Regions from separate parts of the Homo sapiens genome. Here all the other regions are linked to region 2. A link is a loop called in an ENCODE intact Hi-C map of the cell type or tissue named here. Cell type or tissue: Caco-2. All regions are shown on one strand. Region 1 has its middle 42 kb from the start of PGRMC1. Region 2 overlaps KIAA1210. Region 3 has its middle 25 kb from the start of LINC03098. Region 4 has its middle 17 kb from the start of PGRMC1. Region 5 has its middle 54 kb from the start of KIAA1210.

Region 1 (5,000 bases), 75 kb before region 2:
AAAGATGTTGAAGGGTCTAGGTGGGTGTGGTGGCTCACACCTCTAATTCTAGTGCTTTGGGAGTATGAGGCAGGAGGATCACTTGAGGCCAGAAATTCAAGACCAGCCTGGGCAACATAGTGAGACACCATTTCTACAAAAAATAAAATAAAACAAATTAGCCGTACATGGTGTCTCATGCCTATAGTTCCAGCTACTTGGGAGGGCTGAGTTATGAGGATTGCTTGAGCCCAGGATGCAGTGAGCTATGATCACGCCACACTCCAGCCTGGGTGATAAGGTGAGACCCCATCTTTAAAAATAAAAAAAGAAAGCTTTAAGGGAGAGCCCTAGCTGCCTTTTGCCCCTTTTACCCTTCTGCCATGTGAGGACACGGCGTTTGCCTTTTCCACATTGTGAGGACACCATGGGAAGATGCCCTTACCAGACACCACGCTGGTGTCATGATCTTGGACTTACCAGCCTCCAGAACTGTGAGAAAATACATTTCTGTTCTTTATAAATTACCAGGTCTCAAGTATTTTGTTATAGCAGCACAAATAGACTGAGACAAGATGGCAAATTACTTTGCTGAAATGGCCGGAATAACTGTATTCACTCAATGTGACTTTGCTCCATGAATCAACCGGGGACCCCTGATGGTATGTGATGGGTAGCTGGCCTTGCTGTTTCAAAATAATTTAGTAGATAAAGGCCCCCTGAAATAAGGGGTCTGATTTAATAAGAAGTCTGATTTATAGACTTTTTGTTTTCAAGTAAAACAGTAACCTCAACTAACACCTAACAGGATGTAACTAAGTAGAGGTTCCCTTGACCTTTGTTAATGAATAACGTAATTAGCACATAATTAGCATGCAAATTGATTCTACTTTTAAACTAGCTGAACTGTCTCACAGTCACTTTTATTCAGATGATTAATTTTCATAGCTTGCTGTTCATTTTTTATAGTTGGGGCAAAGGTAAACCTCAGCTGCCTGTTATAGTACTCATCAAGTATTGTGAGTTACGGCTCTTTCAATTAATGAGACTTCACTCTGTTTTTTTTTTTTCAACTTTTATTTTAGATTCAAGGGGTACATGCGCAGGTTTGTTACAAAGGTATATTGTAAGATGCTGAGGTTTGGAGTACAATTGAACCTGCCACCCAGATAGTGAGCATAGTACCCAATATGTAGTTTTTCAACCCTTACCCACCTCCCTTCCCCGCTCCTTTTATTCCCCAGTGTCCGTTGTTCCCATCTTTATATCCATGTGTACCCAATGCTTAGCTCCCACTTGTAAGTGAGAATATGTGGTATTTGGTTTTCTATTTCTGTGTTGGTTTGCTTAGGATAACGGTCTTCAGCTCCATCCATGTTGCTGCAAAGGACAGGATTTCATTATTTTTATGGCCGCACAGTATTCCATAGTGTACATGTACCACATTTTCTTTATCCAATCCACCATTGGTGGGAACCTGGGTTGATCCCTTGTCTTTGCTAATGACTTCATTCTGTTTTTCAGAAGTCAAACCAAGGCTCCATTTTCATGCCAAATGAAGAGTTTAAAGCTGAGACCAAATCATGTAGAAAAAAAAATATGCATGTGTGAAATACATCTATCTATTCACCTATCTATCTATCTCTCTATCTATCTAATCTATCTATCTGTCTATCAAGCACACATACTCCATACTCTCCAGCAGCAAGGAATAATACACACTATGGGAAACCATGGCCATCTCAAGAAGAGAGTGTTAGAAAGCACTTATAGGACTTGGGCTTGTGTCCTGTGATTTTTGGAGGATTTAAGGAAGCTGGTGTTGGCTCTAGATTGGATGCTATCAGGAAGCGGGGCCAATTCTGTGACTAGGTATTCTTATTTAGAGAGTATCCAGAGAGAGGGCAAGCTAGTGAGGCTAAAGCTGCAATTGGCAAAGAAGCAACGAAGAAGCAGCAATCACTCTTATTAGCCAGGAGAGGGGGACATTTGATTCTTTATGTGGCTTGGGCAATGTTCATGTTTAGTCTTTGTTAAGACATAATTATGGTGTGGTCTGGTTTTTGCCTTCGTTGATCGTTGTCACAGAGTGGCCTTGTCTGATGTTGCCGTTCTGTGAGATTGTTCATGCTCAATAGGAGATCACCATGGTCCAGCTGTAAGTGCAAGGACAGCTACCACCAACACCAAGACCTAGCTGATGGTACCAGGGCAGCTCCTGGATGCCAGGGAACGCATCTCTTTCTTTATGTACATATTACTGTACTATATTGTAGTAATGTGTGTACACACACACACACATATATATGTATATACATGTACATATATCCATATTCCCATAACCCAGAGTCAACTACAATTAACTTAATGTTCTTCTTTCTTGTCATTTTTTCAGTGCCAGGTTTCATTTATTGGTTTTCTTCGCATCAAGACTTTAAGCCTGTTTGGCTACCTTAGGAGACACTGGTTTTCTCTTCTGAAACATTCACAAAGTTAGTATATTCAATTTCACTCCTTCCCCAACATCATTCTTCAGTTCTCCCCTCATTCTATGATGGTCTTTCTCCCTTCTAACTCATTAATCTCTCTTTATCTCCACATCCATCAGAAGCTTCCATCCTACTTGGGATTCACTTGGAATTCACTATGAGGCCACCATGGCCTCTCCTGGAGAGGTTTGCATGTTGACAGCTTAGAGGACCTAGTGGGTCCCTACCCCACATGGGAGAAAAGAGGGCTAGGCTAAAGGAAGGCTGCAAGTTCAGGTACAGCAAATGAGAGGAGGGGTAGGCACTCTGAAATTACACTGTGCAGATTTTAGGCCTCCTCGGTTTTTGGGTGGGGTGGGGGGTGCCCAACTTGATGGAACAGAAGATTTGAATCCAAACACGTGACCAAATTGGGGTTCTGATCATCCTCTGGCTCTTTATCTGATCTTCATCTTACTGCCTGTCACCAGGGAAATGGGAGCCTAACAGCCATGTGTGAGCAAGTGCTGGCTGACTCTTAAGGAAGGAGAGGGTGTCTGGAGAAGAGGCCTTTGGACACTTCTTCGGTAAGGCCTTTCCTGACTCTTCCATCAGATGAAGTCCTCCCTATTATGGTCTCCTTCAAAGTGGACATCTGGGACAAGACTAGACCTGGGTTCTTAACCCGGCTCTGCCAAACTTTTTGACCTATCTGAAGCTGTTTTTACATCTTTTAAAAGGTGCTAACAGTACTACCTTCTTTGTAAGATTTGTTGTGAAAATTAGAGAAAATGCATGCATAGTTTCTGGCACATGGTAGGTACCTGAAACATGGTAGCTCATGTCATCTTTCTCTTCCTCCTCCTCATCATCATCATGGGCCTGCTTGCTCTGTCCTACTGAACTGAGCTCTCAGCAATGAATAAGAAGGGTGAAGGATACACCCTGACATGATAAGTTGTCCACACAGGCCTGGCAGACTTACACAGGAAAGAGAAGACTTCTCCCTCTTCTTACCCATATTCCCTGTTCCCTTCTTCTGTCACCTGAGAGATGTCGTAGTCTCCCCCTATGAAAATCTACTCTTAGGTAAGATTAGGATTGTAAAGGGAGTCTGGCCTTAAGCTAAAGGACAGAAAATCTATGGGGAAACTATTCTATAGTTATATGTATTATTCCTATATATTACTATATACCTAAAACTATTCTATATATCTAAAAATAGCCTATTTTTTTAAAAGATGAGTTTTGGTCAGGAGAGAATTATTAAAGAAGTAACATGTCCCTAGTAGGACACAGTTATTTCCACTGACATGCCATTAAGGGGGCTCCCAATGCTGAAGTTTCCCTGACATTTACTCCTCAGACTTTCAGTTAAAGAGTTAATAACCTGTGAACACATTAATAAATGCAGGCTTGTCTTTCAAAGACTTTTAAGGTATTCCTTCTGTAACCTCAACTTCTAATTTGCCTAAGTACTCCTAGTTTTTTCTTTAAAATGTCCTCATGTTTTCCCTTACCCTCTCCGTTCTTTTCCCACCTCCTCTATTTAATACAATATGAGTCTCCCGGACTCATGAATGTCACCCTAGGCACAGGTTCCCTTATTTCCCTGTCCACAGGGCTGAATTGGAGGCTTCCTGAAAACAGGGGGCAGTACCTGGTTTTAATAGTAGCTTCATTTTATTGAATGCTTTCTTTTATTTTCCTCTTTTTTTTTTTTTTTCTTTGAGACAGAGTCTCACTCTTTTACCCAGGCTGGAGTGCAGTGGCGTGATCACATTCACTTAATTCCCTTCACCTGGTAGGAATACCACTTATCTGATAACCACTAATCTGTTCTCCATCTCTACAATTTTATCACTTCAAGAATGTTATATAAATGGAATCATATCATATGCAACCTTTGGAGGTCAGCTTTTTTTTTTTTCTTTTTTTACGGAGTCTCACTCTGTTGCCCAGTCGCCCAGGCTGGAGTGCAGTGGCATGATCTCAGCTCACTACAACCTCCACCTCCCAGGTTCAAGCGATTCTCCTGCCTCAGCCTCCCGAGTAGCTGGGACTACTGTGCATGTCACCACACCCAGCTAACTTTTTGTATTTTTAGTAGAGACGGTGTTTCACTGTGTTGGCCAGGATGGTCTTGGTCTCCTGACCTCATGATCCACCCGCCTCGGCCTCCCAAAGTGCTGGGATTACAGGTATGAGCCACTGTGCCCAGCCTGAAGGTCAGCTTTTTTCACTCAGCATAATGCCCGTGACATCCATCCAAGTCTTTACCAAGCCCTTGGTTTTGAAGATTTTCTCCTATGTGTCCTCAGCCCCACTCTAGAGAATGGGAATGAAGCCTCCCTTCACTGAAGCTCCATAGGCAATCCATCACAATGTCCTGTTGATTCCGTTTCCTAAATATGTCTGGACTCTGTCCATTGCTCTCCATTTTTACCAGGCCACACGAATCAAAGCTCCTGTCATCATCTCCCACCTGGATGACTGTGGCAGCCTTCCAGCTGTCTCTGCACTTTGACTATGGCTGCCCCCCCTCCCCTCAGT
Region 2 (5,000 bases):
AAAAAAAAAAAAAAAAAAAAAATGCCGGGCGCGCTGGCTCACGCCTGTAATCCCAGCACGTTGGGAGGCCTAGGCGGGCAGATCACGAGGTCAGGAGACCATCCTGTCTAACACGGTGAAACCCTGTCTCTATTAAAAATACAAAAAATTAGCTGGGCGTGGTGGCGGATGCCTGTAGTCCCAGCTTCTTGGGAGGCTGAGGCAGAAGAATGGCGTGAACCCGGGAGGTGGAGGTTGCAGTGAGCCGAGATTGCATCACTGCACTCTAGCCTGGGTGACAGTGCGAGACTCCGTCTCAAAAAAAAAAAATAATAAATAAAAACTAAAAAAATAAATTTCTTTCCAAGCAGCAATGCAAAAGAACAAAGTCATCATTATGCGATGTATTTTAAAAGCTCATTCATTTCAATTCAGATGGGCTGCCTGTATGCATTGTGGATAAGCAAATATACAACTTAGAGGCAACCATTTCTCATTAGATTTAGCTGTGTTTTCTTCCCTGGAGAAAAAACAGCCTTCAATGAGCTGTTTTCTGGCATGTGACACACTGCAGACCATGACTGGATGAGTATGTTGAAAGTTACTTGCTGCTTGGGAATGCATAGTCTTTGGGCTGAGACAGGGAAATCAGTGGCTTTGTTATAGAAGTCCAGACAGCTGTCAGCTCTCAGCTGTCAGCTCACTGACTGCAACTGCTGTACCCTGTGATGGCATAAGTTATCCAGTGTATAGGTGACCCATATAAACATTGCTGGGTACAAATGTGAGTTTTTACCCATACCTGCTGTCTAGATCTCTCTACTCTTTGTGCTTTTCCTAGATTTTGAAAAACAGCCTGTGGAGGGCTTAGCTGCTGGTGATTGAAAGGTGCCCCCACCACACTTTAAAAAAGAAAGCTTCAAAGGCCAAATTTATAGACTTGAATATATGGCAACCATCTCAGATTCCATTAGGGTTTCAAAAGCAACATAGCACATGGACAGTACCCAGCTTTGTATCTCACTCCCAGGGCTGAGACCAGGGCTCGTCTTCATTCATGGGATAGTGGGGGTGGGGGGTGTTGGATACAGTTAGGGATAGGGCGGTCTCCTAATGGAAAGCAGGCTGAAGACATAGACCCTTGCTACTGACATTGTATGTCTGGCAATGGGTTGTCACAAAGGCCGTATCCAGCTTTCAAGCCACTGACCTAGAGCAACAGCAGCCAACCTACCATATTTGGCAGTTACCATCTCTCCGTGTCTCCCCAGCTCCCTGCTAACAAAGCTATACCACCACCACACTCAGAGCCACACTACAGGATGGAATGGAAACATTCTTTTTCTTCTAGGGTCCATGGTTAAAAGAGACACCCATTGCTTTAGCTATTTTTGAATCTTTGCGGGAAAATAAGTTGTTTCTGCCCAGAAAAGAATGGAAAATTGGGGGGAAATTGGACTATATGCATACTTAACTTTCAGCACCTGTTACAGTTCCAAAGTCACTAGTCATTTTGTTAATTTAGGAACATAAAAATGTGTTAATGTACAATTTTTCTGCTCATACAATGATTGTTTGTTGAATTCATTATTACAGCCTAAATAGTTTATTAGACATGTTTTTATCCAGTTAGTCAGTGTTTATAGATTGTGTCACAAATGGCTATTAGCTGCTGACTCTCTTCTCCCTGTCTTTGCTGGATTATTAGAAGCAGGTTTGCAACTCAGGAATTGCTAGGGAATCCTAGCTTTGCTTTCCTCTCTTCCACTATGGGATTTTGAAGCAAGAGGGGCAACAATTGCTGTGTTTCTAAATCTTCTGAGCATAAAGTTGTTCCCCTTTCAGAAGGCCAGAATGAGATCCACCTGTCAAGAATCAATAAATCGTCTGGGCACAGTAGCTCATACCTGTAATCCTGGCACCTTGGGAGGCAGAGGTAGAAGGATCTCACTTCCTTGCCCAGGGGAGAGTACAGTGGCATTGTCATAGCTCACTGCAGCTTCAACCTCCTGGGCTCAAGCAATCCCCCTGTTTCAGCCTCCTGAGTAGCTGGGAGTGCAGGCACTAACCACCACCCCCAGCTAATTTTTCTTTTCTTTTCTTTCTTTCTTTTTTTTTTTTTTTTTTTTGAGATGGAGTCTCACTCTGTCACCCAGGCTGGAGTGTAATGGCTGGATCTGGGCTCACTGCAAGCTCTGCCTCCCGGGTTCGTGCCATTCTCCTGCCTCAGCCTCCCGAGTAGCTGGGACTACAGGCACCTGCCACCGCGCCCAGCTAATTTTTTGTATTTTTAGTAGAGACGGGGTTTCACCGTGTTAGCCAGAATGGTCTCCACCTCCTGACCTCGTGATCCGCCCGCCTCGGCCTCCCAAAGTGCTGGGATTACAGGCGTGAGCCACCGCGCCCGGCCTTTTTTATTTTCAATACAGATGAGGTCTGGCTATGTTGATCAGGCTGGTCTCGAACTCCTGAGCTCAAGCAATCCTCCTGCCTTGGCTTCCCAAAGTGCTGGGATTACAGGTGTGAGCCACCATGCCCAGCCTTAAATATTTTATTATTGTAGAAATTATTTTTTTCTGAAAACACTTTTAAAAGGGATCTTGCAGAAAATATACGTTTCCTATTTCATTTTCATTTTTTATTCTTTCTCTCTTTAGGTAGAATTGCCAAGTTTTCCCAACCATGCCCCTATATAGGCAAATTCTAGTAGATAAGAAATTGCCCAAGTCATCCAAAACAGAAATTACTTAAGCAGCAATTATCAAGCAAACAGTTCTATAATCTTTCGTTGCTCTACTCCATGCTGGCTTCTGCCTCCAATTATGCATATTGTACAGTTCACTATTCAGTTATAGATATGGGGCTGCTTCTAATGAGATAGAATTGAATCCAGCCCTGATAAACAAGTAATTACTGAGTCCCTAACACTAGCTCACATTTATTGAACACTTACTACATGCCAGATCATATGCTAAGCTCTTTACCTATGTCATCTATAATTTGCATCAACTCCTTATAAGGGCCAGTGTTTAAATTATCGTATGCTGAAGGATGACTCTGTTCAGTGGTCTCAAGTCAAAGGAAGTGACAAGCTGTGTTGGTATTCTGCGCTCCCCAGTGGACACAGCTGTTACTGCATGCCTTGCACTGTGCTAGTTGCTAAGGGGGATGCTAAGGAGGGCTTGCCTACAGCCTTGATGTAGGGGCGGTAGCTAAGACATAGGGAGCTATAACTTCTTTCTTTCTCACGGATACCCAGAACATGGTAAGTACTTGACCTTAATAAATATTTGTTGAATAGATGAATGAACGAATGAATGAGTGAGGAGGCTAAGAACATTCAGATGCAAAACTTTTGATGCTAACAGCCAAGTTTTAGGTGTTCAGAAGATAGAGAGAAGCATGAGTTTCACTGATTGGTGGGAAACTGGACTTAAGGCAGGCCTTGAAGTTTAGGAACCTTTACCCTGGCAGGCTCAGGAGTAATCGGTGCACAAATAAGTCATAGCATTTCAAAGCTAAAGGAACTCTAGTTCAGCATTTCTCAAAGTGTTTTTTGCCAGACATTCCGCTTACATACATTGGGAGATAATATTGTTGCCTGGTTTCTTGGAACTTCACCATATACATAACCATTTTGAAGTTTCAGAAAAGTTTTGTTGAAAAGCAGGCTACTGAACTTTGTCTAATCCAGAATTTTCCAGATTGACTGGACTACGGATCCCTTTCTCATACAACAAATCTTATGAGCATCCCTCTGAACACACTTTGGGAGATGCTGATCAGGTGCAATTCTTTAATTTTCCTGCTGAGTCCCAGAGAGGTTGAGTGACCTACTCCAGGTCACAGAGCTAATTGATAGTGAATTCAAGCCTAGGATTCCAGAATTTTCTGACTCTTGGATGGTGCTTTCCATTACACCATTAAGCCTTTCATGATGGCTGCTGCATTGGCAACTCCCTTGTCTGGACCCTTCATTGCCAGCACAGAATTGCTGTGCTGATGAGACCTTCTGGAGACCAGACAGTTGAGACTTGGAATGAGACAACTTAGTTGGCACTTGTTGCATGTGAAATCAATAAGAGCTAATTCCTTCCCTTTGAAGAATGCAGCACGAGCCCTCTCCCCCTTCTCCCCTTTAGTTTCTTAATAAGCACAATAAAGACATATGTGCTTATTAAGAAACTAAAGAGGCCCGGCGTGGTGGCTCATGCCTGTAATTGTAGCACTTTGGGAGGCCAAGGCGGGTGGATCACTTGAGCCCAAGAGTTCGCGTTTGAGACTAGAACTCAACTCTAGTTCTAGAACTCAACTCTAGTTTCTAGAGCGTCGTCTCTACAAAAAATCCAAAAATTAGCCACGTGTGGTGGTGCGTGCTTATAGTCCCAGCTACTGGGGTGGGACTGAGGTGCAAGGTGCAAGGTGCGAGGATGGCTTGAGCCCAGGAGGTGGAAGTTGCAGTGGGCCGTGATCATGCCATCACACTCCAGCCTGGGTGATAGAGTGAGGCTCTGTCTCAAAAAAAAAAAAAAAAAGTAAAGCCCAAACAGACAGCACCTTAAGGGCATTTAAAACTCACACTCCTCACTGCTGCCCTGGTAATTATTATAGATAGAGCAAACTCTCATTTATCTGCATGTGCAAAGGGCAGCAGCCCTGTAGATAATCCAAACCAATTGGCAAGACTTGAAGAACACACACAATGATCATCATCACACACACACACACACACACACTCCTTGAAAAACTCTTTGGTATCTGATTTTGACATGCCTTTTACACAGGCAGCTTCTTTGCCTGGGCAGCCCTTTCTTCTTTCTGATTCCCGGCCATCTCCCTTGCTCATAAATTCCTTCCTCAAGGAAGTGTTCCTGGACTGCACTAACCAACCGCACTCACTCTTTGGGTCTGCATCCTTTGAGCACGCAGGCTAGGAAGTATCAACTGCCACTTAGACTTGGATTTCTAAGGGTTCTGAAGTGTTTTTCACATGTGGGAGCTTGGCTCTCCTATTGGATTGC
Region 3 (5,000 bases), 150 kb before region 2:
ACACTCATGTGAAAGAATGTTAAAACCATTATTGCTTGTCTGTAGCCCAAAGTACCAAATGTCTCTCCTGACATTCACCATTTTCTTCCTTAGATTCCAGTTAATTGTCTCAATTTCTTTCCCTTTCTAGACTCAGTTGTTTGAGGGTGACTCTTCACTGTGGTCCCCAAACTGTCTTAAAGGTGCTTGGTAGGTACACTTAAATTAATCTCAATGTTCACTGATTAATGTTAATAGGTCTAGGAGTCCAAAAGAACAAGCAAGTCTGCATTATCATTTCACTGTGGGTCTTTAGGTGCTGTTATTAGTATTTTAAGTAGGGAAGTAATACTTTTTTTTTTTTGAGACAGAGTCTCAGTCTGTCACCCATGCTGGAGTGCAGTGGTGCGATCTTGGCTCACTGCAACCTCTGCCTCCTGGGTTCAAGTAATTCTCCTGCCTCAGCCTCCTGAGTAGCTGGAATTACAGGCGTGCACCACCACGCCCGGCTACTTTTTGTATTTTTAGTAGAGACGGGGTTTCACCATGTTGGCCAGGCTGGTCTCGAACTCCTGACCTTGTGATCCACCCACCTCGGCCTCCCAAAGTGCTGGGATTACAGGCATGAGCCACTGTGCCCAGCCGGAAGTAACATCTTTTAAATGTAGTTATTGCACAAAGTCTCTGTTTTACATAAGATTTAGCATTATTAAGTTCCTACTATATGTTAGGTACTGTTCTAGGCTCTAAAGATATAATGGTGAACCAGACAGATGCAGATTAAAAATAAAATGTTAACAATGACACAGGATGATCAGATGGTTTCTGTGTTACAGTGAAAATAAAATGGTATGATAGGCTACCAAGTCACAGGGGTGATAGCAGTGCTATTTCAGAGAGTGTTTAGGGCAGGCTTCTCTGAGGAGGTGACATTCAAGTCAAATGAGAGCAAAGTGAAGGAGCCAGCCATGAGAAAATCTTGAAGGAGAACCCTTCAGGTAGAGGGAACCACAAGAGCAAAGGCCTGAGGAGTGAACCTGATGCATTTGAGGGGCAGTAAAAAGGCCAGTGGGGTGAGATGGAGAGAACAAGGGTAATAGGGAGAAGGGTAAAAAGCTGAGTTGAAAGAGGTGGGCGGGGGCCATGTTTTGAAGGTAAGTAGTTTGGATTTCATTCAAAACATGATGAGATGCTGCTGGAGGGTTTTGAACAGAGGAGTGACATGATCTGATTTAGGTTTTTAAAAATATGACATTGGCTGTTGTGTAGAGTAGACTCTGTAGGGGCAAGGATGGAAGAAGAAGGACCAGTTAGGAGGCTGTTGCAGTAATCCAGGTGAGAGATCACAGTGGCCTGGACTGGGGGGTAGCAGCGAAGATGGAGATGAATTTGGGATTTGTGGTAAAGGTGGAGTCAAAAAGACTTTTGGAAGGATTAACTCCTAGGTTTTGAGCCTAAGCGCCTGGGTGCAGGGTGGCTCTACTTAGGGAGCTGGGAATCACTGGGAATCAGGGGAGCAAGTGTGATGTGGAGGACAGGTTTAGGAGATGCAAATTAAGGGCTCTGATGCACTTGTTAGGTTGAGATGCCAATGATACATTCAACTGGAGACATTGAATAGGCAGTTGAATATCAATATAAAAGTTGGCTGGAACTACAGCCTACATAAAATTAAATGCAAATTAAAGCTGCTTTAAGTTGTCATTTTATACTAATAAAGGTAACAGAAATAAAAATGATAATGATCCAGTGTGATCAGGACTGCAGGGGAATCAAGTATGTTAATAATGCTGATGGCCTAATAAATTGGCTTTTAAAAAATATTTACATAAGACCTGGAACGGTGGTTCACACCTGTAATCCCAGCACTTTGGGAGGCCAAGGCGGGCGAATCACTTGAAGTCAGGAGTTCGAGACAAGCCTGGCCAACATGGCGAAACCTCATCTCCACCAAAAAAATACAAAAATTACCCGAGCGTGGTGGCATGTGCCTGTAATCCCAGCTACTCTGGAGACTGAGGCATGAGAATCACCTGAACCCGGGAGGCAGAGGCTGCAGTGAGCTGAGATCATGCCCCTGCACTCCAGCCTGTGAAACAGAGTGAGACTCTGTCACAAAATAAATAAATAAATAAATAAATAAATAAATAAATAAATAAATAAATTTACACAAAGATTTCCATGGTAGCACTTGTTCTCATAATAGTAGTGTAGAGTAGTGGCAGTACTCTTTTGGAAAGAGTTATGCTCTTTCAAAAATAATTGAAGACACAAATCCCCAGGGAGAATATCCAACTAAATATATAGTAAGTATAGAGTTTCTATAGAATTTTTCTCTATATAGAATTTCTTTTTTAACAACATTTAATTTTTATTGACACATTGTAATTGTACAGAATTTCGAGAGAAACTCTCTATAGGCATGAAAAATGAGGAATTGTGTTGACCATATCAATATCTGGAATTGCTAATAAAACAGGTGCAAAAATCAGATCATGATGGTATATACAATGGTGTAAATCTTACATGCTGTTCATGCTGAATATTGTTAATATACAGTTGTCTTAATTTTAAAATAATTTCATTCGCTTTTGACTTTGTACCTTTTTCTCTCTGGCACTATTCCCTGGTTAGGATGCCATAACTTCATTTTGGTCCACTGTGAAGAGTTCAAGTGAATTGTGGCTTCTCCAGTCTTTCTTCCCTTGATCACATTTTCAGCACGAGGTATTGGATAATATCCTATTCTGTGGGACTTGTATTCAAATAAGTTTACCTTGGGATTTTTAAAAGGTTGGGAAGTACTGTTACTCTCAAAAACTGTGTAATAGTGCAAAGCAGGGTCCCGTGTGAAGGTTGCTTTTGACCTGTAGGTGGCGACTGGTGGGCAGGAATTTTGCTGGTAATTTTCAGATTGTGGAAATACAACTGAGAAGCAAAACACTGGCAACCTCATGATACGCATTTCCCACAAATAATACTGATTATTCAATGATGGAGGCAAAAGTATGGAAGATACTCAGCCACATTCCTTTAATTCCCTGATAGCTTTTTTTTTTTTTCATGAGAAGAGAAAGCAGTGAGTCTTCTTCAGTAGCATTGTTTATTAATCCAAGGTATAAAGCAGCATTCCTGGCTGGAGGTGTCTGGAGAGAGGTGTTCTTCAATAAAAATGTTCCTGGTGCAGAAGAAGGGGCAAAAGACCAAAGGACTGGTCAGATAGGTCTGCTGACTGCTCTGTGCAGGTTTTTAAAAATAGCTTCTTCCCTTGTTATCTTGGAATGACTCCTATACACACTAGCTTAGAGTTAGTTATGTGAATGCATTTGCACAGAAAGGCCAACACAAGACTTTTCTTCAGGCTAATTTATTTTCTATTAGCCTCAGAAACACTCAGAACACTTTGCTTCCACAAACATTACCACATACGGAAACTTTAGGATGATGTTTTAACACAAGGAAAAGAAAACAGGAAATTAAGTTGCTCAGAGTTAAATTAATGTGAATCCAGCTTTCTTCATCTCAGGATCAAAATTCCACATACTAAATTCTACCTTCGAGCTGATTTTCTTTGAATGGTGGTAGAAGAGATTCTCTCTCAGTAGGACTCTAATATTTCATTGTTGCAAATTTATCATTGCCAAATGGCTGTGCATCTCCAAAAATCCCTTCCATTCTGCCCAGAAAGCCCCCAGTGCCCCCATAAGCCCAGACCATTTTAATTTTGGAATTCGGTCATTTGTCGGGCCATATATTGGCTATATTCTTATTATTGCAAAACTGAGTGCCACTCATTTTAATGATGTGATTTTTAAATTATTCAAGATCAGAGCATATGGTCAGCCTCAGTTTTAAAATGTTGTTGGGCTAATGGCGTGTCAGAATACTTGAACGTCCATGCGTGGCATCTTGACTGAAGAACCATGGAATGTTTTTATTTGGTCAAGATATACTGGGATTCTGTAGTAGCCAGAAAATTGAAAATTGGCTAGGTTAATTTGACCCAAATAAATTCTGGCTTCCCTGCTATTTCCATAAATATGTTGTATAATTGCATACATCTTAAATGTTTTCAAAATGACTAACCTTAAAATTCAAAAGCCTGGAGAAAAAAGAAAGGCAGCAAAGAGCTACTTTGAAAGAGGATATTGATTGCATAGATGGTCCTATTTTTTCCACTTTTTTTTTAAGTACCTCATTCAAATGGCCTTTCTAATACTATGACAGCAAATATTTATGAGAGTGAGAACAAGCAAGAGAGAATGAATAGGTGGCTACTTTGCTGATTACTCAAGTGCTTTTAAAGTTTCAAGTTATATTTCTGATCTAAAAATCCTGAGATATATTAGGTGAATCTCTCCAGTATCTCCTGAAACAGGAGAAGATATTGGAATGTCTTAGGATGCAGACTGTGCAGAATTTACTGAGGTTTCACTGCTGGTTAAAATAAACATTTTAGGCTTGTGACAACATCTCCAGTCTATTTCCTTTTCTCTATTCCCTTATCCTACTGTTATTCAATCAACTTTGCTACGAGATATAGAGGCAAGGAAGATGAGGTGACCGTGTTCTCTGAGAATCTCCTAGAAATGTTTTGGCATTGGGAACATGTTGAGTGAAATGTTTTAGTGAAGCTACGTACACAAGATACTGCTAGAATGCACACTGTGTAAACATTATTAAATAACTATAATTTTTTAAGGTTAGAGGAGCTCCCATTTTCCTATGCAAAGATATTAAAGAATAAGTCATCTCAGTAGTGTTGCTTTTAATCATAAGGCTAAAGGAAAGATATGTGCATGTGGGTGGGGAGGATTGGGGAGGTTATGGTGAACACAATAGAATATGGGAATACTAGAAATATTTATTAAAATTTGACTTTTTGATAATTTGTGAAGGTCATGATTATGGCATTTCTTGCCATTAAGGCTTGGTTTATCTAGGCTCCTGAAACTTTGTTTAATAAATTAATCTATGCATATAATAGTGATTGGTGAAAATGATGGGAAAGTTATTAATGA
Region 4 (5,000 bases), 99 kb before region 2:
ATTACCAAATCCATTATAGCCATCCCCACGCCACCATATCCACCACCACCACCACAGCCGCCACCAAAACCACCACGATCACTGAAGTTTCTTCTATGACCAAAGTTGTCATTCCCACTGAAACCACGTCCAAGACCACCACCAAAGTTTCCAGAACCACTTTGTCCTCTTTGGCTGGATGAAGCCAGTCGCCATCTCTTGCTTTGACAGGGCTTTCCTAACCTCACAGTTGTGGCCATTCACAGTATGGTATTTCTGAATGACAAGCTTATCCACAGAGTCATGGTCGTCAAAGGTTACAAAGGCAAAGCCCCTTTTCTTGCCACTGCCTTGGTCAGTCATGATTTCAGTCACTTCAATTTTTCACTGTTCAAAATAATCTCTTAAGTGATGTTCTTCAGTATCTTCTTTAATGCCACCAACAAATATCTTTTTCACAGTTAAGTGGGCACCTGGTCTTTGAGAATCTTCTCTTGAGACAGCTCTCTTTGGTTCCACAACTCTTCCATCCACCTTGTGTGGCCTTGCATTCATGGCTGCATCCACCTCCTCCACAGTGGCATATGTGACAAACCCACAACCCCTGGAGTGCTTGAAGTTTGGATCTCTCATTACCACACAGTCCGTGAGCATTCCCCATTGCTCACAATGGCTCCTCAGGCTCTCATCGGTTGTTTCAAAGCTCAACCCTCCGATGAAGAGCTTCCTCTGCTGTTCAGGCTCTTTAGGAGACTTTGACTTAGACATGACGGAAGGGAGAAGAGAGACTTTAACGATGCTTCTTCGGCGGCGTCCATGGGCAGAAAGGCCCTTATTTTATTCTTTAAACCTTACAGTGTGCCACATGTATGAGGTTTGTAAAGTATTAATGATCTTGTTAACCAAAACAAGAAAAAAAATTTCACAAGGGTTCCCACTTCTGTATTGTTTTATTATCTCAAAAGTTTAAATAAGATGTTCTGCTGCTGTTGTTCTTGATGTCCACTGTTTTAGCACCTTCCCTGATGTGCTTAGGAAGTTGATCGATGAATTTCTTAGACTTTCTGTTGGAATTACTTTAAGGGTGTCTTATTAGATGGTGAAAATTAGACTGAGACACCCTTCAAGTGACCATGTCATTGTTTTCTTGCTATGTCTTTAGCTTGATGATTAAGATACAATTCTTTTAAAAACCAAATAGCATTAGTTATGTTTCCCAAATTAGAAATCTATTTTAGTTAATGTTTTAAAGAAACACGAAGCCATAGCAAAAATCATTATTGTTTTTACTCCTGAGTGTTAATGAATGTAAAGAGGTTACAGATGTAGTGTTTAATTAATGATGTTTATTTTTTCTATATTTAACATAAGTAATTTTTCATTGTCTTTAAAGAGGAATGTTTATTGATTAAAGGTGAGAAATGATAGTTAAGACACCAATTCTGTGTCAAGATCTTTGACTGTATTATGCATTGTACAATTGACTTCATTTTTCATGAAATGCCTTAGTTTTCCTACTATAAAATAAAGACAATGATGAATTAAAACAAAACAAAACAAAAGAATAGAACACCATACCTGCAGCCCAGGGAAGCTGAGCCACTACCACTGCCACCATAAACTGACTCTCAGCAACCATGAAACTAGAGACTGAGACATGGAAACACTGACTTAGGTTGCTGCAATTATTGCAAAAGTCCCTTGACTGCCATCTCTGTCTCCTCTGCCCCCTCCTCAAACTTGCATATACACACACACACTCCAGCCAACACATAACACTTGGTATGTGCAAAGCACTATTCCAAGTTCCATTCTTATTACTATTATTATGCCATTTTACGGAGGAGTAAACTGAGGTAGAGAGAGGTTAAGTAGCCTAAGATTACAGTTAGTGAGTTGTATATGCTATTATCTGCCCTGCTCTTATCTCTGAACATTTCTTTGTCAGTTTTCCACGTATCTAGAATTCTTCATGAACATATTTTTAATGACTGTATAAGATGCTATCATATGTATTTGCCACAATTTATTTGGCCATTCTCTTATCTTGCATATTTAGATTTATTTCCAATTTTTCTTTATGAACAGTAACTGCAATGAGCACTCTGCATACAAATTATTTTGCCTATTTCTGATCATTTTCTTAGGATACACTCCTTAAAATTCAGCTCTTGGGTCATAGGCTATGAAGATTCCTAAAAACAGTATTTGAGGGTCAGCAGTTGTGAATATTTTTAATCCACTTGAGTATATTAATGGGCATACCAACCAGTAATATGCAAGAGTACTCGTCTCACTGTACCCTCCACACTTAAACCGGGCATTTTCATCTTTTCAAGTTTTTGCTATAAGTATGCTGCATGTAATATTGGCATGCTCATACTAAAAATGTGTTCATTGTTTTTCTGAAATTCCAACTTAACTGTGTCTCCTGTATTTTATCCAGTAACCCTACTTGATGTGGATGTCCAAACTCTCTTCTTTTTTGAGGTATTCCTCCATTGTGAGCCTGGAAAACAAGGCTGAGGCCTCTTACTGTGGAAACTAAGGGAAGCACATATTCCCTCTCCACAAGCCCTGAGTGGTCAGGGAGTCCATAGGGGACCCAGGCTCTTACTGAAGACTTTGGATCTTGAGAGGTTTATACAAAAAGTGGCCATTTTGAATTCATTCATAGAAACTGCATCTAGCAGACCAGAATGTCAGATCAGTAGAGTCCAGATGTAGCAGTGTTTTGTGGTGGTGGTGTGTAGAGGCAGTGAAGGTGGTTGTTGCCAGTAGTGACATACCAACCAAGCTGGTCCTATGGCAAATCTTGACTGAGGTCCTCCCATGATTCCTGATCATTTCTTTATCCTGGTTTACCTGCCTTTCTGTTGATTCTGTGAAATGCCCAATAATTTGCTAAATTCAGCCAGAGTCAGTTTCTGTCTTTTGCAACCAAGATCCCTGACATTTATAAATAAAAGCCCAGATAGGCTGGAGAAAATTTGAAATCATGATATTTCCAAACTCCTTTTGTATTCCTAAAATTGGAATTTTAAAAATTCTCCTCACCAAATGACTGTTGTTCAAGGGAAAGGGATTTGGCATTTTCCAAAATAAGCACTAGATGGTGCTATGAGGTAATATGTTCTTGATTGTGTCGTTGCCCAAATAATAAGGATTAAGATCGCCAATAACACTATCACCAAGGATACTGTCAACAAGAATAGCTAAAATTAATTGAGTGCCTCATATATGCCAGAAACTGTTCTACATGTTTGATAGAGTTGTAAACCAAAAATAAAATTCTAACCCCCCAACGAACTGATGGACTCTCCCCTCGGCTAAGTGAATTCCAAAGCCAACTTGAAAAACTAGTTCAGGCCATGATGGGAAGTGGATGTCAGACATGCTTCATTATAACCTTCTCCATTTTGGAATTCAGGCACAGCTGACCAGCATTAATATCAATACAGAGACATTAAGACTGTTAGAGGCCAGGCGCAGTGGCTCACGCCTGTAATCCCAGCACTTTGGGAGGCCAAGGCAGGTGGATCACCTGAGGTCAGGAGTTCGAGACCAGCCTGACCAACATGGTGAAATCTCATCTCTACTAAATACAAAAAATTAGCTGGGTATGGTGGAGCATGCCTGTAATCCCAGCTACTTGGGAGGCTGAGGCAGGAGAATCACTTGAACCCGGGAGGCGGAGGTTTCAGTGAGCCAAAAGATTGTGCCACTGCACTCCAGCCTGGGAGACAAGAGCGAAACTCTGTCAAAAAAAAAAAAAAAAAAAGAAGACTGATAGAACAGACTCTTTAAGTTTGATAAGAAACATTTACAATCTATTCTCTCTGAAGCCTGCTACCTGGAGGCTCCATCTACATGACAAAACCTTGGTCTCCACAATCCCTTATAGTAACCTAGACATTCCTTTCCATTGAGTTCAAGTCTTTAGATAATAACTCTTTCAACCAATTGGCAATCAGAAAATCTTTGAATCCGTCTATGACTTAGAAGCAACCCCCTCACCTCTGCCCCTGCTTCCAGATGTCTCCACTTTTCCAGATAGAACCAATGTACATCTTACCTGTATTAATTGATATGTCTCCTTAAAATGTATAAAACCAAGCTGTAGCCCAACCACCTTGGGCACATGTTCTCAGGATCTCCTGGGGCTTGTGTCATGGGCCATTGGCCACTCATATTTGGCTCAGAATACATCTCTTCAAATATTTTACAGTTTGACTCTTCATTGACAGAGTGAACTCATTTCTTACAACCAATAAAGCAAGTAATTTTATTAACACATTTTACAGAAGAAGAAATCAAGGCACATTCAGTTTAGCTAACTTATCCAAGATCAGAAAATCATTTACTGATGAAGATAAGATTTGAACCAAAGAAGCCTGGCTCCAGAGGCTGTACTCTGAACCAAAATGCTCTACTACCTGTCATAATTATATAATATAGCCAACATTTACTGATGGTCAACAGTGAGCCAGGCATTTTGCACAATGGAGTCATTATTGTCATTTTCCATATGAGCGAACTGAGGCTCCAAAAGGCTAAGTAATTCATGTTTCCATAGACACAGAGACAAAGCTGAGAGCATTTGTAAATGTAATTCCATGATGTTAGTAATGAAACAAAAATAAATACATAGATAAGATACTAATGTTTGTCACTTTAGAGAGTAATTCCACTTCAGGCAGAGGGAAAGATATACTTTGAAAATGATTGATTTACATTCCAATTGTTCTGTGATAAAATAAAAAAAATACGATTGGCATGGTAAATGATTCCTTTTCATTTCAGCTCTTCAGTGTGGACAAAATATTTTCCCTCTTTTGATACTTCCCTTTAGGAGCCAAAGACGGTGTGAAAGCCAAAGGTAGAATTAGAGCCTGGCTTATTTGGGCTTTTGCATTTCTCATTATGAGGATGAGTATGTCTCATGATCAAAGTAGATGAATTAGGCAGCACCCAAAACATGTAACTTAGGTAGGCTCTGGGCAGGAACCGGCCCTCCTAAC
Region 5 (5,000 bases), 62 kb before region 2:
GACCCAACTACTTTTATGTTTGCTTAGGGTATTTTTTTTTCATATCTAAAAGTTGAAGGTATTTTTGTCACAACTGTAAACAAACTTACCCTAAATGTCCTAAAACCCATTCTTGGGTTCTCTATTTGCATATCGATCATGCCCTGAAAATCTGAAGGTTAATCCAAACTGGTTTTAAAATATTCAAAAAAAAAAAAAACTTTTAATACCAGTCTTTTAAATTTCATGACAATTTTGGTGAGGAATAATGATATATACTATAAGTACATACATTAACAAAACTTTGAAAGTTCCTTTCTATAAAATACAAAATACTCAATATCTAAATCCAAGTCAGGCAGGGGAGATCAGTGTTTAACATTGGATGTTTTGTGTTTCAATTTCATATTACAGCGTTCAAAATGCAAGTATAACATTTGATCAGGCATGGTGACTCACACCTGTAATCCCAGCACTTTGGGAGGCCGAGGCAGGAGGATTTCTTGAGGCCACAGGTTTGAAACCATCCTGGGCAACATAGCGAGACCCTATCTCTACAGATATATAGATGTTTATATATATATAAACATCTCTATGTATCTCTATGTATGTAGAGATATGTATATATCTCTACAGATATATAGATGTTTATATATATATAAATGTTGCAAGTATAACATTTAATATTTGTCAGCATGCTTTTACAAAGTAAATCTGAAATTACTAAACTTTCTTCATATGGTCTCATACTTTTTCAAATCACTGTGAGGAACTACTTGTATAATAAAAATTCCCTTAAACTCTCCCCTCCCCCTAGAAAGCACAAATGGCCAAGATGTTTTCCAGAGTGGCTGTATCATTTGTCACCCCCACCAGCAATGTATGAATGATCCAGTTTCTCCAAATCCTCACCAGCATTTGTGTTGTCACTATTTTTTTTTCATTTTAACCTTTCTGATAGGTATCTCATTGTGGTTTTATTTTTTATTTCCCTAATGTCTAGCAATATTGAACTCATTTTCATATACTAGTTTGCCATCTGTATATGTGTATATGTTCGTGTCATTTGGTCATTTTCTAATTGGATTGTTTTTCTACTGTTAAGTTTGAGAATTCTTTATATATTCTAGATACTAGTCCTTTATTGGATATTTTCTCCTAGTCTTTTCATCCTCTTAACAGGGTCTTTCACAGAGAAAAAGGTTTTATTTTGATAAAGTCCAACTTATCAATTTTTCCTTTCATGGATTGTGCTTTTGGTGTCACATCTGAGAACTTTTGCCTACACCTGGATCCTGAAAATTTCCTCCTGTTTTTTTTCTAAAAGCCTTCTAGTTTTACATGTTATATTTAAATCCATCATCCATTTTGCGTTATTTTATCTTTTTTGGCCTATTGATGCCCATTTGTTCCAATGCCATTTGTTGAAAAGGCCATCTTTTCTACATTAAATTTCTTTTGCACCTTTGTCAACAATCGATTGGGCATATTTGTGTGGGTCTAGTTCTGGCTTCTCTATTTTATTCATTAATCAATGTGTCCACCCCCCTGCTAATACCACATTGTATTGATTACTGTAGCTATGTAGCAAGTCCTGAAATCAGATAGAATGATTCCTCCCAGTTTGTTCTTTATCGAAATTGTTTTGTCTATTCATAAGTTCCGCTGGCTCTTCATATACATTTTGAATAAGCTTGATGGGATTCTGCATCAGGAGATTTTTGGTGCTGGCTGCCATTCATTCATCAGATATTACTGTGTACCAGTCATAATTCTGGGAAATCTTTCCCTTTTCAGCAAATAGCACTTAGCACAGGTTTGCTGATTGGGGTGATGTTTCAAGCCTCAGGATCAGGGTTCTGAATGACTGTCTATTCTAGGGATTTTCAACCTGGCCTGTATCTCAGAATCACCTGGAGGAGGAGGGCACTTGTTGAAAATGCAGCTTCTTGGACCTCTCTGGGCTTTCTGTCTCTGTTTTATTTTATTTTATTTCATTATTTTATTTTATTTTATCTGTGTATGGAGACAGAGTCTCCCTTTGTTTCTCAGGCTGGTCTGGAACTCGTGGGCTCAAGGGGTTCTCCTGCCTTGGCCTCCCAAAATGCTAGGATTACAGGTGTGACCCCACATGTCTGGCCCCTGTCTCCACCTTTGAATCTTCTTCTTTTTCTTTCTCTTTTAAAAAGTATATAATGTACGTAATGTATATACAGTCTAGCATTCTTATTTGTACTTAGTGGGAAGAATGGGGAAAAGTAGTACATTTATTCCATCTTCCCAGAAGTAGAAGCCTCCACAGGAAGGCTTCGTTTGGCAAAGGAAGCAGGAGGGAGAGGAAGAGATCTGGAGTGTAGATTTTATAAACCTGTCTAGGTGTGGCACCAGGTACCACCACTGGTCCAGGTTAAAGTTGCCCCACGTGGTTCTGGCTGCCTGAGGTAAGAGGTGTTGGGAGAGATGCATGAAGGGACAGGGGAGAGGCCCCAAAACATGACCCAGACCCTCATTACTCAATGGGATCATGCAGAGGTTCCAGGAGGCTTGGGCAGGCCCCATAGCAACCCTGGCCGGGATTCCTGAGTGAATAGGCCAGGCTCCCAGCAGCCTGTAGGTGGCACCTGGCATCAACAAATTCTGATGTGGGCCTTCCAAGGAACCCAGTTGGCTGTGGCCACAGCTGGTTGATCCCAGTAGTGAGCTCAGCTGATTCAATCAGTTCTTATTCTTGTAAGCCCACAGGGCTCCACAGTGAGGCTGAGCTCCTACCTCAGAATGCAGTGACTACCCTGGACATGGCTGCTCAGAAAGTGGGAGATTCTCACAATGCTTTCTTGGGTAACTAGTGGGCAAGAAGAAACAGATTTTTATTTTTTTATTTTTTATTATACTTTAAGTTCTAGGGTACATGTGCACAACGTGCAGGTTGGTTACATATGTATACACGTGCCGTGTTGGTGTGCTGCACCCATTAACTCGTCATTTACATTAGGCATATCTCCTAATGCTATCCCTCCCCCCTCCCCCCACCCCACAACAGACCCCAGTGGGTGATGTTCCCCATCCTGTGTCCAAGTGTTCTCATTGTTCAATTCCCACCTATGAGTGAGAACATGCGGTGTTTGGTTTTCTGTCCTTGCGATAGTTTGCTCAGAATGATGGTTTCCAGCTTCATCCACGTCCCTACAAAGGACATGAACTCATCCTTTTTTATGGCTGCATAGTATTTCTTGTGTATGTGTGCCACATTTTCTTAATCCAGTCTATAATTGTTGGACATTTGGGTTGGTTCCAAGTCTTTGCTATTGTGAATAGTGCTGCAATAAACATACGTGTGCATGTGTCTTTATAGCAGCATGATTTATAATCCTTTGGGTATATACCCAGTAATGGGATGGCTGGGTCAAATGGTGTTTCTAGCTCTAGATCCTTGAGGAATCGCCACACTGTCTTCCACAATGGTTGAACTAGTTTACAGTCCCACCAACAGTGCAAAACTGTTCCTATTTCTCCACATCCTTTCCAGTACCTGTTGTTTCCTGACTTTTTAATGATCACCATTCTAACTGGTGTGAGATGGTATCTCATTGTGGTTTTGATTTGTATTTATCTGATGGCCAGTGATGATGAGCATTTTTTCATGTGTCTGTTGGCTGCATAAATGTCTTCTTTTGAGAAGTGTCTCTTCATATCCTTTGCCCACTTTTTGATGGGGTTGTTTGATTTTTTCTTGTAAATTTGTTTAAGTTCTTTGTAGATTCTGGATATTGGCCCTTTGTCAGATGGGTAGATTGTAAAAATTTTCTCCCGTTTTGTAGGTTGCCTGTTCACTCCGATGGTAGTTTCTTTTGCTGTGCAGTAACTCTTTAGTTTAGTTACATCCCATTTGTCAATTTTGGCTTTTGAGAAAGTTTTTTTATCTCACTTCTTTTGAAGCTTTGTTTGAGAAAAATTCTGTTTCTTTGAAAATGAGCTCATCGAGCATCAGGAGATTTTTGGTGCTGGCTGCCATTCATTCATCAGATACTACTGTGTACCAGTCACAATTCTGGGAAATCTTTTCCTTTTCGTTAAATAGCACAGCACAGTTTTGCTGATTGGGATGATGTTTCAAGCCTCAGGGTCAGGGTTCTGAATGACTGTCTATTCTAGGGATTTTCAACTGGGCCTCTATCTCAGAATCACCTGGAGGAGGAGGGCAATTGTTCAATATTCAGCTTCTTGGACCTCTGTCGGCTTTCTTTCTGTGTTTTTTATTTTTATTTTTTTATTTACTTTTTTAGAGAGGGTCTCCCTCTGTCACTCTGTTGTCCAGGCTGGAACCCTCCCTGGGCTCAAGCGATCCTCCCACCTCAGTCTACCAAGTAGAAGGGACTAGAAGCATGCTCCGCCATGCCCGGTTAATTTTGCTCATATTTTTTGGAGATGAGTTCTCACTTTGTTGCCCAGGCTGGTGTCAAACTCTTGGGATCAAGTGATCCTTCCGCCTCGGCCTCCCAAAGTGCTAAGATTACAGGTGTGAGTCACTGCACCTGGCCCTGTCTGTCCTTCTGCACTTGAATGGACCAAACACATTTTTATCACAGCAAGATCTCTGCACTTGCTCGTCCTTCTGATATAATGCCTTTTCCATGGCTGGCTCCTTCTATCCATTCAGGCCTCAGCAGAATGTCACCTCCTCAAAGAAGTCTGTCCTGGTCACCCTATCTAAAACCATAACCCCACCCTAGTCTCTCCTTATCACCTCCATGTTTTGTCTACTTCATAGCACTCATAGATGCCTGCTATTACCTTCTTTCTTTCTTGCCTGTTTTTTTCACTAAATTGTAAGCTTCTTGTGGACAGGGACTCTTTCTTCTTCAGTGTTGGATCCCTGGTACCTACCATGGTGCCTGGCATATAGCAGGTATTTTCTGGATATTAGTTGATGTTCCAGTTGAATGACTGAAGGTGAGCTTGAGACTCTTTTTGTTAAGCAAGCACTCCAGATGATTCTGGTGCCCACTCAAATTTGACAACAA

What was found. Peaks named below come from ENCODE experiments on the same cell type or tissue, not always from the same donor. Only the 100,000 strongest peaks of a DNase experiment are listed, where the experiment ranks them.
Region 1: a loop joins it to region 2, with 16 times the contacts of the local background. A loop is called at or near these places in 12 of 110 quality-filtered maps.
Region 3: a loop joins it to region 2, with 13 times the contacts of the local background. A loop is called at or near these places in 32 of 110 quality-filtered maps.
Region 4: it touches region 2 in a loop (12-fold over the local background); 28 of 110 quality-filtered maps call a loop at or near these places.
Region 5: it touches region 2 in a loop (6-fold over the local background); 12 of 110 quality-filtered maps call a loop at or near these places.

The regions. Positions count from the first base shown.
Region 1 is chrX:119,191,786-119,196,785 of GRCh38, reverse strand. No RefSeq gene overlaps it. Among named protein-coding and RNA genes, the nearest start is that of PGRMC1, 42 kb to the left of the region's middle. In Caco-2, a CTCF peak has its summit at 1,947 (motif pointing right); no DNase peak of the experiment used is centred here.
Region 2 is chrX:119,117,084-119,122,083 of GRCh38, reverse strand. All of the region lies in intron 2 of KIAA1210, which reads left to right. Among named protein-coding and RNA genes, the nearest start is that of KIAA1210, 8.2 kb to the left of the region's middle. In Caco-2, no CTCF peak of the experiment used is centred here; a DNase peak (open chromatin) is centred at 3,113.
Region 3 is chrX:119,264,434-119,269,433 of GRCh38, reverse strand. No RefSeq gene overlaps it. Among named protein-coding and RNA genes, the nearest start is that of LINC03098, 25 kb to the left of the region's middle. RefSeq lists a silencer at 2,694-2,988. In Caco-2, a CTCF peak has its summit at 2,809 (motif pointing right); no DNase peak of the experiment used is centred here.
Region 4 is chrX:119,216,529-119,221,528 of GRCh38, reverse strand. It overlaps the pseudogene NUDT19P1 and the pseudogene HNRNPA1P28. Among named protein-coding and RNA genes, the nearest start is that of PGRMC1, 17 kb to the left of the region's middle. In Caco-2, no CTCF peak of the experiment used is centred here; no DNase peak of the experiment used is centred here.
Region 5 is chrX:119,179,265-119,184,264 of GRCh38, reverse strand. It overlaps the pseudogene ARL5AP1. Among named protein-coding and RNA genes, the nearest start is that of KIAA1210, 54 kb to the right of the region's middle. In Caco-2, a CTCF peak has its summit at 2,606 (motif pointing right); no DNase peak of the experiment used is centred here.